Regions from separate parts of the Mus musculus genome. Here region 1 is linked to region 2. Evidence: chromatin loops called from intact Hi-C (ENCODE). Cell type or tissue: left cerebral cortex. All regions are shown on one strand.

The links. Peaks named below come from ENCODE experiments on the same cell type or tissue, not always from the same donor. Only the 100,000 strongest peaks of a DNase experiment are listed, where the experiment ranks them.
Region 1: it touches region 2 in a loop (14-fold over the local background); 2 of 42 quality-filtered maps call a loop at or near these places.

The regions. Positions count from the first base shown.
Region 1 is chr7:96,207,637-96,215,636 of GRCm38, forward strand. The region is part of intron 1 of Tenm4 (teneurin transmembrane protein 4); the gene reads left to right. Among named protein-coding and RNA genes, the nearest start is that of Mir708, 38 kb to the right of the region's middle. In left cerebral cortex, CTCF peaks have their summits at 2,193 (motif pointing left), 3,238 and 5,092; DNase peaks (open chromatin) are centred at 1,740, 2,340, 2,740, 2,968 and 9 more places; H3K4me3 peaks cover 4,901 bases; H3K27ac peaks cover 4,654 bases.
Region 2 is chr7:95,762,220-95,770,219 of GRCm38, forward strand. No RefSeq gene overlaps it. Among named protein-coding and RNA genes, the nearest start is that of Gm39049, 9.2 kb to the right of the region's middle. In left cerebral cortex, no CTCF peak of the experiment used is centred here; DNase peaks (open chromatin) are centred at 4,751, 5,237, 5,621 and 7,239; H3K27ac peaks cover 994 bases.

The sequences.
Region 1 (8,000 bases), 450 kb after region 2:
CTTTCTAAAGGCAAGGATTGGCCCTACTGTTTCTTTCTTTTTTGAACTTCTAAACATTTCAGTGGCATGTTTATTTAAATAAGGGGGAGGAGTCTCCTCTCTAACCACCCAAACTAGAAATTAACATGGACGTATCATTATATAATTTAAATTTTCTTTAACCTATGCCAATCCCTCCACTAATGCTCTAGTCAGGCTCACATGTCACATTTATTGTCATAACAACTAAGCTGTTTCTTTATCTGAGACTACTCTGGAGCCCTCTGTCAGGACTTTGCTGTTCTTGAATAGTGCACAGCACTTACATGGAATGACCCTCAGTTTGGAGTTGTCTGACACATCTCAATGGTTAGATTCAGGTTCCTTATTTGCTGTAGAGATACCACAGAGATGGCATTATGTCCTGTGCACCACACCAGGGGGCACATGGTACCTGTCACTATCCCTGTGGTGTGGACTCTGATGTTTTGATGAAGGAGGAGTATGACAAAATTTTCTGGTCTAAAGCTATCATTGTCTCCTTTGAAGTGATCTGCATCCTGTTTGGAAATACTTTGAGACTGTTTGAATAGCACATTTCTCATCAACATCCACTGCTTTCAAATGCAAGTCCGTTTCCTTACCACCTCAAGAATGTGCAGAAGCTGAAGGCGATTTCCAAAGTTTTCACTCTCAAGCACCCCCTTCTTACCCCCACCTCAGACCTGTTGTTTTTTAAAGTCTGTAAGTGCCACTGACGGAACTCTCTCTCTCTCTCTCTCTCTCTGTGTGTGTGTGTGTGTGTGCGTGTGTGTTCTTTTTTTTCTCATTATGTTTTTATGAGATATGTCTAGGACACTGAAATCCAGAAGGCAGGAATGATTGGCTTCATACCCAAGCAGCCAGAGCCCCATTACACACCTGCCAAAGACTAAATGGTCAACAGATACTCGTTGAAGGACAGAATGTGACTGCCCTTCATGATGGTAGCCAGCATTTGATGTCTGCAGTGAGGACACATAGTTGATAAATGCCACCCAAAGGCTTGACATTTTAGTAAGTCTCAAAGGCTTTGTCGCTGGTCAGTGTTCACTCATCGTGAGGATTTTAAAAATAGATTGGGCTGATTATAAGGCAGTCTGCCCACATCGTCCCCATTTTTGCCTTTTTGCATGCAGAAGCAAGGATGTACTGAGACACCTACTACCCCAAGTTTATATATAAACTTTGTGATCTGCACAGAGTCTCCAGAGGCACAGTACCCTCTTGTTGTTGTTGTTTGTAACAGCCAATCTTTCCTTCCACGTGGCCTGGGAATCAGTACTGATCACCTATCCATCCTGAAACACTTCTTATAAAGGTAGTGGAAGATGGGAGATGGAAACTACCTCTGAGTACTTTCTATGCACCTCAGTGCTTTCTGTCCATTGTTCACTCTAAGGAGGTGGCTAGAACCTGTTTTGTAGGTGGAAAATGAAGCTAGGGGAAGGGAGCATGAAGCAGGCTTTAGGAGGGAATTTCTTTAGTTTCTCCAAAAAGCCTCCGAGTTCAAGCGGTGTCGCCATCACAGACAAATGTTCTTCCTTTGGTAATGTGCTGGCAATTAAGATCCAGACTCATGAAGGACAGAAATTCCTTGGACTATATTCACTGTCATCCCTCCTCTCCCCCAATGATTGCCATCACGACTCCGTAGCGGTTACCATGGTTTTGGGGAAGCTGTCCCAGGAAAGAAGGCCTTTCTTTAAGGCATCTTGCATTCCCAAGGAAGGAACTGTTAATTACTTCTGGCGAAAGCAACCCAGGAAAAGTGTTGGAGGTGTGGAAAAGTATTTCAAGGGGTTAGGCAAGAAGCAGGGCCAAGGACTCCAAGAGAGGTGTGATGAGAGAGAAGAGCCCGGGCTACACAATATACTAATACACAACTCGGAGGTGGGCAAGAAAACAAAAAACAAGAGGGGAGGAAGTGGAGAAAAGTAGGGGCAGGGAAGGAGAAAGTTTTCGAAAGACTGCGAGGAAAGCGAGAAAGGAGGGTCAAAGAGGAATCCGAGAAAAATACTGAAGCACTTGAGAGAATTCCAGAAAGAAAATGAGATGAGGAAATGGAGAAAGCAGCTCAGAGAAAGGGAGGACGGAGATAAGGGAAGGCATGGCACACAACAGAGATGGGTGAGCGGAAAGGAGGCCGAGTGGGCACGGGGGAAGGGGGCGCATCACCTGTGTGGCGCCCCCCGGTGCCGTGGTGAAGCCCTGTTCCAAGCGCCGCTCGGCCGGCCTCGTAGGATTGGCTCCCGCCTCCCATTCATGTAACCTGCGTGTGTGTGCGTGTGTGCGCGAGTGTGTCTCGCTCGCTCACTCGCTCGCCCTGTGTGTAAGAGAGCGAGGGAGGGGGACGAAGGCAGGCAGGCGAGCAGGCAGGGAGGGGAAGAAGAGGAGGGAAGCTATTAAACACACACACTCACACACACCCGCGCGCGCACCCCCGCCCCAGCCCCCCCCCCCCCGAAGCCTCGGGATTGCAGCTGTTACATGTGGGGCAGCAGTGCTGGCAGGAACGCCGGCCGGGAGCGGCCGGGAGCCGGAGCCCGGCGTGCGCGCGCGGCTGGAGGCTCGCTGGGGCTCCGCTCCCCGCGGGAGCTATTGTTGGTCTCACCGGAGCTGAGCTCAGAACCGGGACCTGCTCCGTCTTGGGTGCCTCAATACAACTCGCGGAGCGGCGGAGCCAGCGGCGCGGTGCCTCGCCTCCCCGCCGTCCTCGTCCACGCTTCCCCGGCGGTGGCAGCCTGCAGCCACGGTAAGGCGGCGTGATCAGCTCTACGGAAAAAGCGCCTTGGGGACCACGGCGGAGGCTCGCCAGTTCTGTCGCCCCTCTCTGCATTCGCAGGTCCGGGCAGCTCAAGCAGCTTGCTGGGGGCTCCGGGAGATGCTAGCCTGCTTCCCTGCTCCGCACTGGGGAGGGAGGGAGGAAGAGAAGGAGAGCGGGGCGTCCAGGTTGCCGACAAGGCAAGGAGCCTGGAGCCCAGAGCCTCCGCCACCGCAGCCCCGGGAGTCCGCCGCGTACTGGAGCCTGGGAACCAGTGTTGGGGGAGAGCGGAGAGGTGGGAGCCGGCCCCAGACTCTGGACCGCGGGTGGGATGGAGGTTAGCTCGATCCAGGTTCGTGTGCTACGCCGGGATCCCCTTCCCTGCCACGGCCCAGTCTCCTGCAGCCCCTCTGCAGACTCGCCCGCCCCAGACTCACGGCGGGCGCTGGAGGAGCCCACGAGGCGGCGCCGGGCTCCCGCTCTGCAACCTGCCCTGCGGGGCGAGAGCTGGCTGCAGCGGCCCCGGTGCGCGCTGCGGTTAGAGCCGGTAACCCGGGGACGCGACCCCCAAGCCGCACGCCCTCTGCCACCCGCTTGGCTCCTGCCCATCTTCGCCGGTCGCGTCGTTTCTCGTTCGGTTTGTCTCGGAACGAGTTGAGGACTGCAGGCGCCGGGTGGACTCTCTAGGGGTGCAGGGCTGTGAGTGTGTGACTACTTGCACCTCCAGCTTCGGGAAATATGCTGTGTATTGAAATGTGATCTCTGAGCTCCTTAGTCATTTTCCTAGTGATTTAAAAATGCAGTCTTTGCATCGGAGAAGCGGAAGAAGGTGGTGTCGCGGAGTGTGTGTGTGTGTCCACACCTAACCCAGGAATATCCCAATAACTATTGGGGGAGGGGGGTAAAGGGTGTTATGAATGGTCAATGCCTCTTGGCGGGTCCGTAGGTGGGTTTCTCTGGCCACTGCCCTCTTCTTCTATGCCCTACCCGCCCCCTCCCCATCCCCCGCCTAAACCAGGTTGGAAAGTACTGGAAATTCAATTGCGTGGTCTCTAACTTTGGAATTTGGTATCCCTTTCAGCAGGAGACGTTAAGACGATTTCTGCACTTGGGTCTGTGTGGACGAGAGTTTTGCTCAGGTTAGATGTAGAATCCGCCTCAGACCTGCACCAGTCCCCTACCCAGTCGCCACCTCTCCTCCACCCCCCACGCACATACAACACAACCCTGGAGAGAAGGTTTGTACACATGCAGTTAACCGTAAGCCACCAACGCAGCTATAAGGACGCAGAGTCAGCCCGGGTTTTGCGGGCATCTGAGCGCACTATTGGCGTTTGATTAGCCCTGGAGATCACCCTGCTGCTTTGTAGAGGCGCTGGTGGGGCATGCTCGTGATCCCCAGCGCCGGGGCTAGAGGGTGTCCCTGTGCTGAGCTGTACGGCCGTGCTCGGAGGATGTTCGCTGAACAGTATCATGGGCAATTATATAAGCTGCCTCAGTGATCTCCCAGATCTGTATTGCAAGCACCCGGCTCTTGAAAGACAACCCTGAAAGTTTTACTGCTTGGGGACTGTAAGTACCTGGGAGACCCACTTGGGGAATGGGGAGCTGGGTACCTTGTGCCGAGGTGCCCACTTCTGAGATGTGGGCTTTGGGTGCTAAAGCTCTGTCCCCAAGGAACCGGTTACCGAAGCAGGGACTGAGTGGGTGGAGATCCAAGATTAACCTGTGAAGAAGAACGGGTCAGGACTCAGATTTCTTTGAGTCCGTGGAGCCCTGAGATTCAGGTGTTGGAGGTGTTGTGTGGGGGGGTGTTGGATGGCCTTCCAGGGAACGTAGTTTTCGGAAAATCGGTGTTCTAGGCAGCCCCAAGACTCTTTTCTTGGCCCCTCCCTGGCTTTAAATCCAGCGTCCTTCACCTGTTTAGAAACCTGCCTCCAGTCCCTTTTAGAAATGCCCAGAGACGCCAGGCATCCAGGCCCAGGTTTGGGGTGTTTGTGGTGGGTTAGGAAGTAGAGTACTGGCCTCTATGGGGTGCGGGGGTGGACAGAAAAAATTATTATACCTAATGCGGATGCTATGGGAATGGGTGCCTGATATGGCTTCTGTTCCCTCGCCTCCCTCCAGGACTGAAAACAGTTTGGTTTCAACTGCGCTCCTTTCCACCCCCCTCCCTCCTATCTCGCTGCCTCCCTTCGCTGCCGCAGCCTGTCGCACGTTGATGGGCTTTGATAGAGAACCACAGTAGTGGAGTGTTTTTAAATCTTGTTTTTCGCCTGTAGAGGGAAAAGCTATCCCAGCCCTAGCAGAAAGAACCCTGAGGAACGCTGAAGTCTGGGGCTTGGTGGCCCTGAACTCCCTCCCCCAAGTCAGATGATAGCGTGCATGGGTGGGGAGGGTTTTGTTTTTGCCACATTCCGGTGTCCTGAAACTCCGCATCCCCTCCCCCCTGAAATCCCGGGTCTGTCTGAGTGTGTTCGGCGCTGTAAAATAAATCCTCCCCCGCGCAGACCTGTGGGGCTGTTCGGATTTCCTGCCTCTGCCATGATCCTTAACAATGCGATTGCAAAGCCAGTGCAGGGCTGGGGAAAAATCCCCAGGTGCCGACCAGCCGCGTCTTGACCTTGCTGAAGGCGCCTTTGCCTGGGTTGCCGTAGCGGCTCTGGCCCAGCCGCTGGGGCTAGGGAAGGAGTGCACCCCGGAGGCGACCGGGTTCGCTACCAGGGCACGGCGGGAATCGGTTCTCAGCCGGTTGGCTTGGGGGAGGGGATGGGCTTGGCGGCAACCTGTTTCCCAGCTCTTGGGGCCCAACACTTAGCTTCCCAGCCCTGCTGCTGGCTCCACGTGACTAACTCTCCTCTCCATCAACCTCTAGAAGCCTCCGGGATGGGGTTTCCAGGATTGGCTGCGGCCCCCTTTTCGCCAACCTGGGACTGGGCGCCCTCGGCCTTGGGGCTTTTTTTTTTTTTTTTTTATTTTGGTGGCCCGAACAGAGCTCCGCTCTAGAGGGGTGACGGAGTGGGCGGGGCCTAATCATCGAAACCCGAGCTGTGGCGGCCCAGTTCCGACCAGGAGCGCTTCACAGTTGGGGTGCACTTACCCCTCCCTTTCAATGCCTGGCCACTTTCTTTAAGACCCTGGGTGAGCTCCTGGAGGCCTGTAGCTATACTTCCCGGCTTTTCTAAATGTTAAAGTTGAGAAGAGACTGTTTTCACAGGTGGTAGTAGCGGGAGCAAGCGCTTTCTCTCTCTCTCTCTCTCTCTCTCTCTCTCTCTCTCTCTCTCTCTCTCTCTCTCTCTCGTGTGTGTGCGTGTGTGTGTGTGTGCGTGAGAGAGAGAGAGAGAGAAAGAGAGAGAGAGAGAGAGAGAGAGAGAGAGAGAGAGAGAGAGAGAGAGAGAGCGAGCAGTGGGGTGGGGGTGGGCGGTTCCGACCAGGCCAGACTCTAGCATGAAAGCCGGATTTCGCTCTTTCTAGGAGCTGTAGGACTACTGTAAAGAACCTGTTTTCTTTGGTGGGGGTGACAAGGAAACCCTTTCTCCTAGTGGGACTGGGTCTGTGCCGCTTGTCCGCTCTTGTGACTGTTTAGAGTGGGGATGCAACTGTATCTGATTCGGTAGCAGCGAAAAGCTGCTGGAATGGGTATTAGAGTGAGTGGGATTAGAGGCAGGACAGTTTGTGAGATTACTGTTCTGGGGTGGAGAAGGTGTCAGGGATGGTGAGATTCCATTCTCTAGAGATTCCTCATGTTCTTGGGTTGCCAGTCCTGCTTTTTTAATCAAGTCTTCTCCGGGTGGAAGTAGGCTTTGGGCATTAAGCCATGAAAGTACCCTGTGGAGGAAAGAGTCAGTCTTTGCTAAGGGTTGGGGGTTCACAATCAGTGCTTAGTTTAAGGAGGAACCCTGAGAGTACAGCAAATGGAATGACCTGGAATTGTAGGCAGTGAGCAGAGGTTTTAACAGAAGGGTAGGTATTGGGTTAGAGGACTCTTTCCATTAGAGTTTAATTCTTTTTAGTATAATCCCTTCAGCCTTTCGTGGGAGCTTTTTAATGGAGGTGGGACTTACAGATTTGGGGGATTGAGACTGTGAGGTCTTAGGCAGGTTTTGTGGGGAGGGCCACTTCTCTTCTGCAAAATATGATACTGCCATCTATTCTACCGTTCTGTAAGAAAGCACCGGCACCCATTAAACTTCGAGCAAGTGTCACCGGTGATCATTCTTACCGGCTTCTTTCAACTTTCTCCAATGATGTACATTTGTTGGGTGAGGTTAGGCATGGAAATAAATCAACAGCGCCCAAAGAACCAGCAACATTGCATCCAAAGTCTATTTAAAACCAGCTTCAAGTGCTTGACACAAAAATATCTTCTCTTTTCTTAGAAAAGTCATTTCCAGTTTTGTTAGAATTTGTGCTTCACTGGGTCCCTTTCTCCTGACAGAATTCCATCCTTGTGCAGACTGGTGTATTATATAATCTGGTATTTTCAGATCAGAAGTTACAACTCTGAGAAAAGAGGTGATCAGGAATTTAAGCAAAAGATTGCTGGGCAACACAAATGAGGGACTTGATGTAAGATGCTCATTCACATTCTAACTGGGATGGAGGTTGGGGGAGAAGGAGATTGGGCAAGCAGTCATGCAAATGCTCAGCCAAGTCCTCTGCTGCCTGCTGCTCCTATTCTGACAGCTGCTCCACCCAGGCCCAGCCTTCAGATGCTCCCATCCCAGAATATTCTCCCACACCCATCCATCTATCTAAACAGTGACAAACAAAGACACAATGGGGTTTAAAATCAACCCCTTGTGGGTTTGATTCGAAAAGCCTCGCTGGGTAAATCAAAGTCAATTTTAGGTCCAAGGGGCCAATTTTTACCTGACTCCTTAAATAGTTTATCACACAAGTTTATTGTAATCTAATCGAGAGCCAAATCACTCCATCCACTTTGCTCTGAGAGACAACTGTAGGAGCCACTTTGAAAGTAGCATGCCCTAGATCCCAGGCAGCTAAGCAACACAGATTCCCAAACCTAACAACTTTCTACAGGAAAGTATTTAATAAAACTTGTAAATACAAATGTGCATATGTGTATATGCATGTTTGCACACATACATATATGGTGTGTACTGTATGGGTTTATGGGTTTATTACTTTATGGTCCTTTTCTTTGTTTGCTCAGATTACCCAGGTAAAATGTTATCACTGAAGAAATTCAGACAAT
Region 2 (8,000 bases):
ACCACTCCCTTTTTTCCACCCAGGCATTCTCCTACACTGGGGCATCAAACACACTCGGGCCCAAGGGCCTCTGCTCCCACTGATGTCCAACAAGACCATCCTCTGCCACACATGCAGCCAGAGCCATGGGTCCCTCCATGTGTACTCTTTGCTTGGTGGTCCAGTCCCCTGGAACCAGGGGGTCTGGCCAGTTGACATTTTTGCTCACTCCATGAGGATGCAAATCCCTTCAGCTCCTTCGGTCCCTTCTCCAACTCTTCCATCGGGGATGCTGCGCTCAGTCCAATGTTTGGCTGGGTGCATCCACCTCTGTATTTGTCAGGCTCTGGCAGAACCTCTCAAGAGACAGCCATATAAGGCTCCTATCAGCAAGCACTTCTGGGCATCCAAAATAGCATCCAGGTTTGTTGAGTGTATAAGGGATGGCTAATATCCACTTATCAGTGAGTGTATACCGTGTGTTCTTTTGTGACTGAGTTACCTTACTCAGGATGATATTTTCAAGTTTCATCCATTTGCCTGCAAATTTCATGAAGTCATTGTTTTTAATAGCTGAGTAGTATTCCATTGTGTAAATGTACAACATTTCTGTATCTATTCCTCAGTTGAGGAACATCCGGGTTGTTTCCAGCTTCTAGATATTATAAATAAGGCTGCTATGAGCATAGTGGAGCATGTGTCCTTATTACATGTTGGAGCATCTTCTGGGTATATGCCCAGGAATAGTATAGCTGGATCCTCAGGTAGTAATATGTACAGTTTTCTGAGGAACTGCCAAACTGATTTCCAGAGTGTTTGTACCAGCTTGCAATCCCACCAGCAATGGAGGAATATTCTTCTTTCTCCACATCCTAGCCAGCATCTACTGTCACCTGAGTTTTTGAACTTAGCCATTCTGACTGGTGTGAGGTGGAATCTCATGGTTGTTTTGATTTGCATTTCCTGATGACTAAGGATGTTAAACATTTCTTTAGGTGCTTTTCAGCCGTTCCAGTTTTCACAGTTGAGAATTCTCTGTTCAGCTGTGTTTATCATTTTTAAATAGGGTTATTTGGTTCTCTGGAGCCTAACTTCTTGAGTTCTTTGTATATATTGGATATTAGCCCTCTATTGGATTTGGGATTGGTAAAGATCTTTTCCCAACCTGTTCGTGGCCATTTTGTCCTATTAACAGTGTCCTTTCCCTTACAGAAGCTTTGCAATTTTATGAGGTCCCATTTGTCAATTCTTGACCTTAGACCATAAGCCATTTCTGTTCAGGAAATTTTCCTCTGTGCCCATGTATTCAAGGCTCTTTCCTTCCTCCGGCCCTTTCTCTTCTATTAGATTCAGTGTATCTAGTTTTATGTGGAGGTCCTTGATCCATTTGGACTTGAGCTTTGTACAGGAAGATAAGAATGGATCAATTTGCTTTTTTCTTCATGTTCACTGCCAGTTGAACCAGCACCATTTTTTGAAAATGCTGTCCTTTTCCACTGGATGGTTTTAGCTCCTTTGTTAAAGATCAAGTGACCATACATGCGTGGGATCATTTCTGCGTCCTCAATTGTATTCCATTGATCTACCTGCCTGTCACTGTACCTATACCATGCAGTGTTTTTGTTTGTTTGTTTGTTTGTTTGTTTTTTATCACTGTTACTCTGTAGTACAGCTTGAGATCAGGGATGGTGATTCCCCCAGAAGTCCTTTTATTCTTGATATAAGTTTTCACTATCCTGGTTGTTTTGTTTTTGTTTTTTGTTATTCCCAATAAATTTGAGAATTACTCTTTCAAACTGCATGAAGAACTGAGTTGGAATTCTGATGGGGATTACATTGAAACTATAGATTGCTTTAGGCAAGATGGTCATTTTTACTATATTAATCCTGCCAATCCATGAGCATGGGAGAGTCTTTCAACTTCTGAGATCTTCTTCAATTTCTTTCTTAAGAGACTTGAAGTTCTTGTCATACAGATCTTTCACTTGCTTGGTTAGAGTCACACCAAGATATTTTATATTGTTTGTGAATATTGTAAAGGGTGTCATTTCCCTAATTTCTTTCTCAGCCTGTTTATCCTTTCAGTATAGGAAGGCTACTGACTTGTTTGTGATAATTTTATATCCAGAGACTTTGCTGAAGTTGTTTAACAGCTATAGGAGTTCTCTGGTGGAATTTTTGGGGTCACTTAGGTATACAATAATGTAATCGGAAAATAGTGGTAGTTTGATTTTTTTTCTGTCCCAATTTGTATCCCTTTGACCTCCTTTTGTTGTCCAATTGTTCTAGCTCGAAATTCAAGTATTATATTGAATAGATAGGGAGAGAGTGGGCAGTCTTGTCTAGTCCCTGATTTTAGTGGGATTTCTCCAAGTTTTTCTCCACTTAGTTTTGATGTTGGCTACTGGTGTGCTGTATATTGCTTTCACTATGTTTAGGTATGGGCCTTGAATTCCTGATCTTTCCAAGACTTTTAACATGAAGGGATGCTGAATTTTGTCAAATGATTCTTCAGCATCTCCTGGCTTCATTCTTAATCATGTAATTTGCATCTCCAATGAAATTATTTCAAGGCAGCAGAGCCTATCCTTCATTAATTGATAAAGTGGGAAATGCCAGTAGAAAAGAAGTCTCTTGCCAGAAATCCATGTCATTGGGCAGAGCGGGAGGGTGTTTGATCTCAGCTTTAGCTGATTTCAAAGACAGTGTCTTCTGCAATGCCAAGAGAATGAGAATGGGATCTTAAGGATCAGATTCAAGTTCTAGTCTCACCTTTAAGCATGTAGCCTTGATGAAATTACAAACTTTCCATGCACTTCAATTTTTGCCATCCTCTGCTATTTTAGGGGGCCCATAGTGCCACCTTGGATGAATTTGTTCTATATAGTAGCAACTAAAAGTACCAAGGTACTAGAAATTACTCCATTTAGAAGCTATCTTGTTCATTTAGTTTTGTTTAATTTTTAATCACATTTATTTACCATTGTTCTGGAGAGAGTAAAGGACATATACAGAGGACATGGGGAAGTTAGAGGACAACTTGGAGAGTCAGATTTCTCTTTCCAACATGTGGCTCCCCAGTTCTGAGTTCAGGTGAGCTTGACAGCAAGACCCTTTACCTGCTGGGCCACCTCACTAGCTCCCTTGTTTTGTTTTTGAGCCAAAGTCTCCTCACATGACCCAGTCTAGCTTTGAACTCAGCACTTAATGTGGGATTACAAGCCTATACTGCCTTATCAGCTTTTGTTTGATTAGCAACCAAAGGTGTTAAATTTAGTTGCTTTCCTATTTTAATCATAATAAAAACCAATCTAAGTTTGAAAGAGTGTTGAGCTGAGCTGTCCAATATCTATGTCTGTTTGTATAAGTTACAAAGTCCTAATATTGATCCGTGATTTGATACCAAGAAAAAGCATATAATTTCAAGTGTATCCATTCATATAAAAATACAAGCATGTTTATCAAAGTGATTCCAACTTGAATAGGTAAGAAAGAAAGAAACTGCTATAGAGCATGGTGATACTGGTATCTCTCTTATTTCCATTCAAGATGAAAACCTCAAGCCAGAGCTGGGGAGATAGCTCAGTAGGTAAAGTACTTGTCATACAACCAGAAAGACTTAAGAGGATTGCAAGAACCCAAGTAAAAGCTGGGCATGGTTGAACACATCTGAAAGCCCAGGACCGGGAGACTGAGACAGGTGGATCGTGGGGGCTTTTAAAAAGCTCCAAGTTCAGGAAGAGACCCTGTTCCAAGAAAGTAAGACGGAGAGTCTGGCATGTGACACAGCAGGTAAAATTGTTTCTAGAAAATCTTGAGAGCTAAAATTCCTCTCCTTGGGACCCACATAAAAGTTAGGTGGATACAGCAGGCTTCCTGTAATGGCAGCCTTGGAAGCCAGAGACAGGGAAGCCCAAGCACAAGCTGGTTGTCTAGACTAAGACAGGGAGATCTAGCTTTAAATGGGAGATCTTGTCCAACATCTAAGCTAGAGAGATAAAGGGATATCTTGACATCATCCTCTGGCTTCTATGCACGTCCATCCCATCCACATGAATAAGTACATGCATATATCTGTGCACACATGCTGGCTTAGTCAGGGTTCTCTACAGTAACAGAACTTACCAAATGACTCTCTGTTTATATAGAAAGGGGGGTTATTAGAATGACTTCCTCCTAATCCAACAATAGCCAACTGTGGACGGAGAGTCCAAGAATAGGTAGTAGGTGTTCACTCCACAAGGCTGGATATCTTAGCTGGTCTTGAGTATAGACCAGAATCCGGAAGAAGTAGGCTCTGATGCCATTGAAGGAACAGACTTAATAACAAAGAGAGGGCAATTAGGCAAAGAGCCAAAGCTTCTGTCCTCTGTATCCTTATGTAGACTTCTGGTAGAAGGTTTGGCTCAGATCAAAGTTTTGCCTTCCCCTGTCAAGACACAAATTAAAGGCATGTGACTTCCATCTGGGAATTTACATAATTCTAGATGTAAACCAAGAATACATATCACAGATGCAAATACTGAGTACACATACACAACACACAACACACAAATACACACAGGCCACCAGCTGATTCTCACAGCGAATCGTGAGTGCCACTGCACAGCAGGGCAGGGTAGCCTAGTGACTGAATTCCTCCCTCCAACTCAGTTGTCTGCTTATGAGAGCCCTCAGTGTATCTCTGGCTCAGTTTTCCCAAGGTGTCAAAAGAACCTTAGCTTTTATGTGAAGCAGAGTGTTTGCTCCTTACTCGTGAAGTTTCCACTTTTGTGGGGCAGATTGTAGGTGGGCGAGATGAAGATTCCAGATTTGGAAATAGGAGCAACTTCTTGGCACAATGGTCTGTCATAAAATGATCACAAGAGCAGTGTTACCCAGCTGTGTCTCTCAACTGCAGTTTCCCCATCTGTAAATATAGATATTAGTTGCAACTACATGGGATATTAGGGGATTAAATAAGTTATGAACTAGTGAGCACTATATAAGTATAAATCATTATAACATGATCATTATTTTATATATATTAAGACCAAAGGGCATAACCTCTTTTAAATAATTATTCTTCACTCCTTTTCTCTCTTACATATTACATATCTAATTTTATCCTAGCAGAGTTTTGCTTTCTAAACCAGATTGTACTGAGCCTTCATGCATACCATGGCGTGCCTAGGAGTGAGTGTTCCCGTTTACCTGTAACAACAGCTATTAGTGGTTGGGTGATGGCTTAGGGCTCTTTCACAGAGTCCTGTTTCCTCCTTAGGTGTTATTCTGCCTCGTTAGGGAGAGAAAACCAGAGGAGCTGTCATATGCCACCTGTCATTCCTCTAGATTTAGACATGAAAATTGATTCCAGACAGAAGAAAGAAAATGAGCTCCACTCATCTGTGGTCCTCATCTCTGAGTGGCCCCATGTCTTTAAGGAGCCATCAAGGATGTAACAGAAAGCATCTTACATTGAGATGCCAGAACGAAGCCATTTTGTATTTCACAGAGGGTTGGATTTTGTGGACTCCCCTCTGAAATATCTGGTTATTATGTACTTATTATTTGTAAAATAAAATGTGTCTTTTATACAGCCCTTGCTGCCCTGTCTTCAAAGTCCAAATCTCCAGCAGATGCCTATGTTGGCTGCTTCACCAAATGCTTTTACTTACCAAAACTCAGTTGCCTACCTTAATATTGACATGGGTCTCTGAGGCGTTCTGCGAGTTAGCACTTTTTTAAAAAAATACATAATTTAACATCTTGTCTGTTTCTCCCAGAGAAGATGAAGTGACAAAGAAAAACACCAACGTTAGTACAGAGTGAGCAGCTACAGGAGAAGTCAGCAACCACACAGAGAAAGAAGGGATAATGGTACTACGAATGTAGATGAAATCATTACTATAATTGAACAATAGATAGCATCACAATGTATCTGGGACTTGAGTTAATTTGTCTTTGGTTGGTGCGTGTTGTCTGTTTGCTCTAGTTCGAGTTTTGAACATCCATGATAAGTAGGAGACAGCCTGGAACAGCAATACAGACTAGTGGGAAGGGACCTATTCCTAAATCAGCACTATATTCTCTGTGTTAACTGAAGTGAAATCCCAATGGGAAAAGCAGAATGTGCCCCATTGTCTGCTGCACGGAGGCCCTGAGGTCTGAGCCTCCTTCACCATCAGGTGCCTACATGCATCTTTTCTATCTGCTCGGGCTCGTGCTTATGCCCACTGCCATTCCCTCACTACATGAGCCTGGGAACACGGATTACTGGCTTATTTTTGCAGGTTGATTTAAAAATCAATTCTATCTGAACGAATCCATTATGGCCAGTATTACATGACACAAACAACTGTAGGCGTATTTCGTGTCTTTTTCCATTTTCATATCTCTTTATTATACAAATGTTTGTACATCCCCACTACATGACCACATCTAGGCTAGGCACAGAGAAACTCCACATCATGTGAGGTTGATAAGACAGGGTGCTTTAAGGGGCATTCACAAGCATTCACAAGAAGAGGGCCTTTGTCCAGATCAATGCTCTTGACATTGGGGATTGGTTTTAGTAAATGTCCTGTACTCTGTGACCTATAGAGCAAACAAACCTCTCAATCAAACTAAATTCCAATAGCACCTCTTCCACAGTCAGGGCATTCAAATATGTCATGAGACATTGTCTGGAAATGTCCTCAAAAGGATCAATTAACTCTATCTGAGAACCACTGACACAAGGCTGGACAGCATTGAGTATGGTGAAGTCATATTACCAACTGTAGGCCACAGTGCAGTATACTTCCAATGGCCCCTGGACATTGGCTTTCTAATTTATAGCCCATGACACAGAGACAATGACTTAATCTCTCTGGGCTTCAGTTTTCTATGTGTAAAATTTGGATAAGAATACATTATGATGATGACAATGGTGATCAGCAATGTGTCACTTGTATATCTTTCTCCTCTCTGGATGGTACACTACTTCTTCAGAGTAAGAACCTGTATGGCTATCTTTTAATCTAGCCTCATGACACCTTCACAGAGACATCAGTGCTAAGAAAGGAATGTGATGCCTTTGACTCAAGCCTTGGTTTTCTGGTCAAGTCATGGAACCCAGCCACACAGCTCCTGAACACCAGGCCTATGTATCAGTGCAGAGACAAAAGCTGTGAGGAACATTAGCAGCTATTCAGAGCTGGGGGGAAGATCAAAGGAATTAACTACTAGGATAGTCTTCCCTGAATAGTTGCACATAGTGTGTTCCCAAATAAACATCTGGATGTGGGGACAGATGCCAGAGGGGTGGCAGAGGTAACTTCCACATTCCACATTGCTCCAGGTAGCAAGGACACTTTAAATTAGTGGTTTTCAATCTGTGGGTCATGACCCCTTTGGGGGGAGGGAATGAAAGAACCCTTTCACAGGAGCCACATATCAAATATCCTGCATATCATATATTTACATTATGATTCATAACAATAGGAAGGTTGAGAATCACTGCTCTAGATGGTCTCCCTAATCCAGGGAGAACCTCAGGGATAGCCAGCATCTGCCCCATGACCTTTTGTGTTTTAATGCAGCATCTACAATTCTTTTGCCCTGCACCAATTAAGGAATACATGAACATTCATAGGATCAGGTTCTCATAGGTACCAGCTGTGTCTCTTTCACTGTATCACCTGAACAAGCTGTGGGAGTCCTCAGATGACAGGATGGCAGGATTTCTATACCTTCTCCTAAGCAGCTGTCCATCTCACCTCAGAACCTTATCACTCCAGCTAGACTGGGATTCTTCAGCCCACAGATGGGCTTGTTCACATTCTCAGAAACAGCGAAGGTTTCTATTGTTCTGATGAAACAATAGAGCCAAAAACCAACTTGGAGAGAAAAACATTTGCTTCTAAACAATTTTATAGTCTGTCATCCAAGGAAGTCTGGACGGGAACTCAAGGCACAAAGCTAGAGGGAGGAGCTGGAACAGAGACGATGGGGCTCTATATATTGGCTTGTTCAGTCTCCTTCACACAGCACTCCGAACT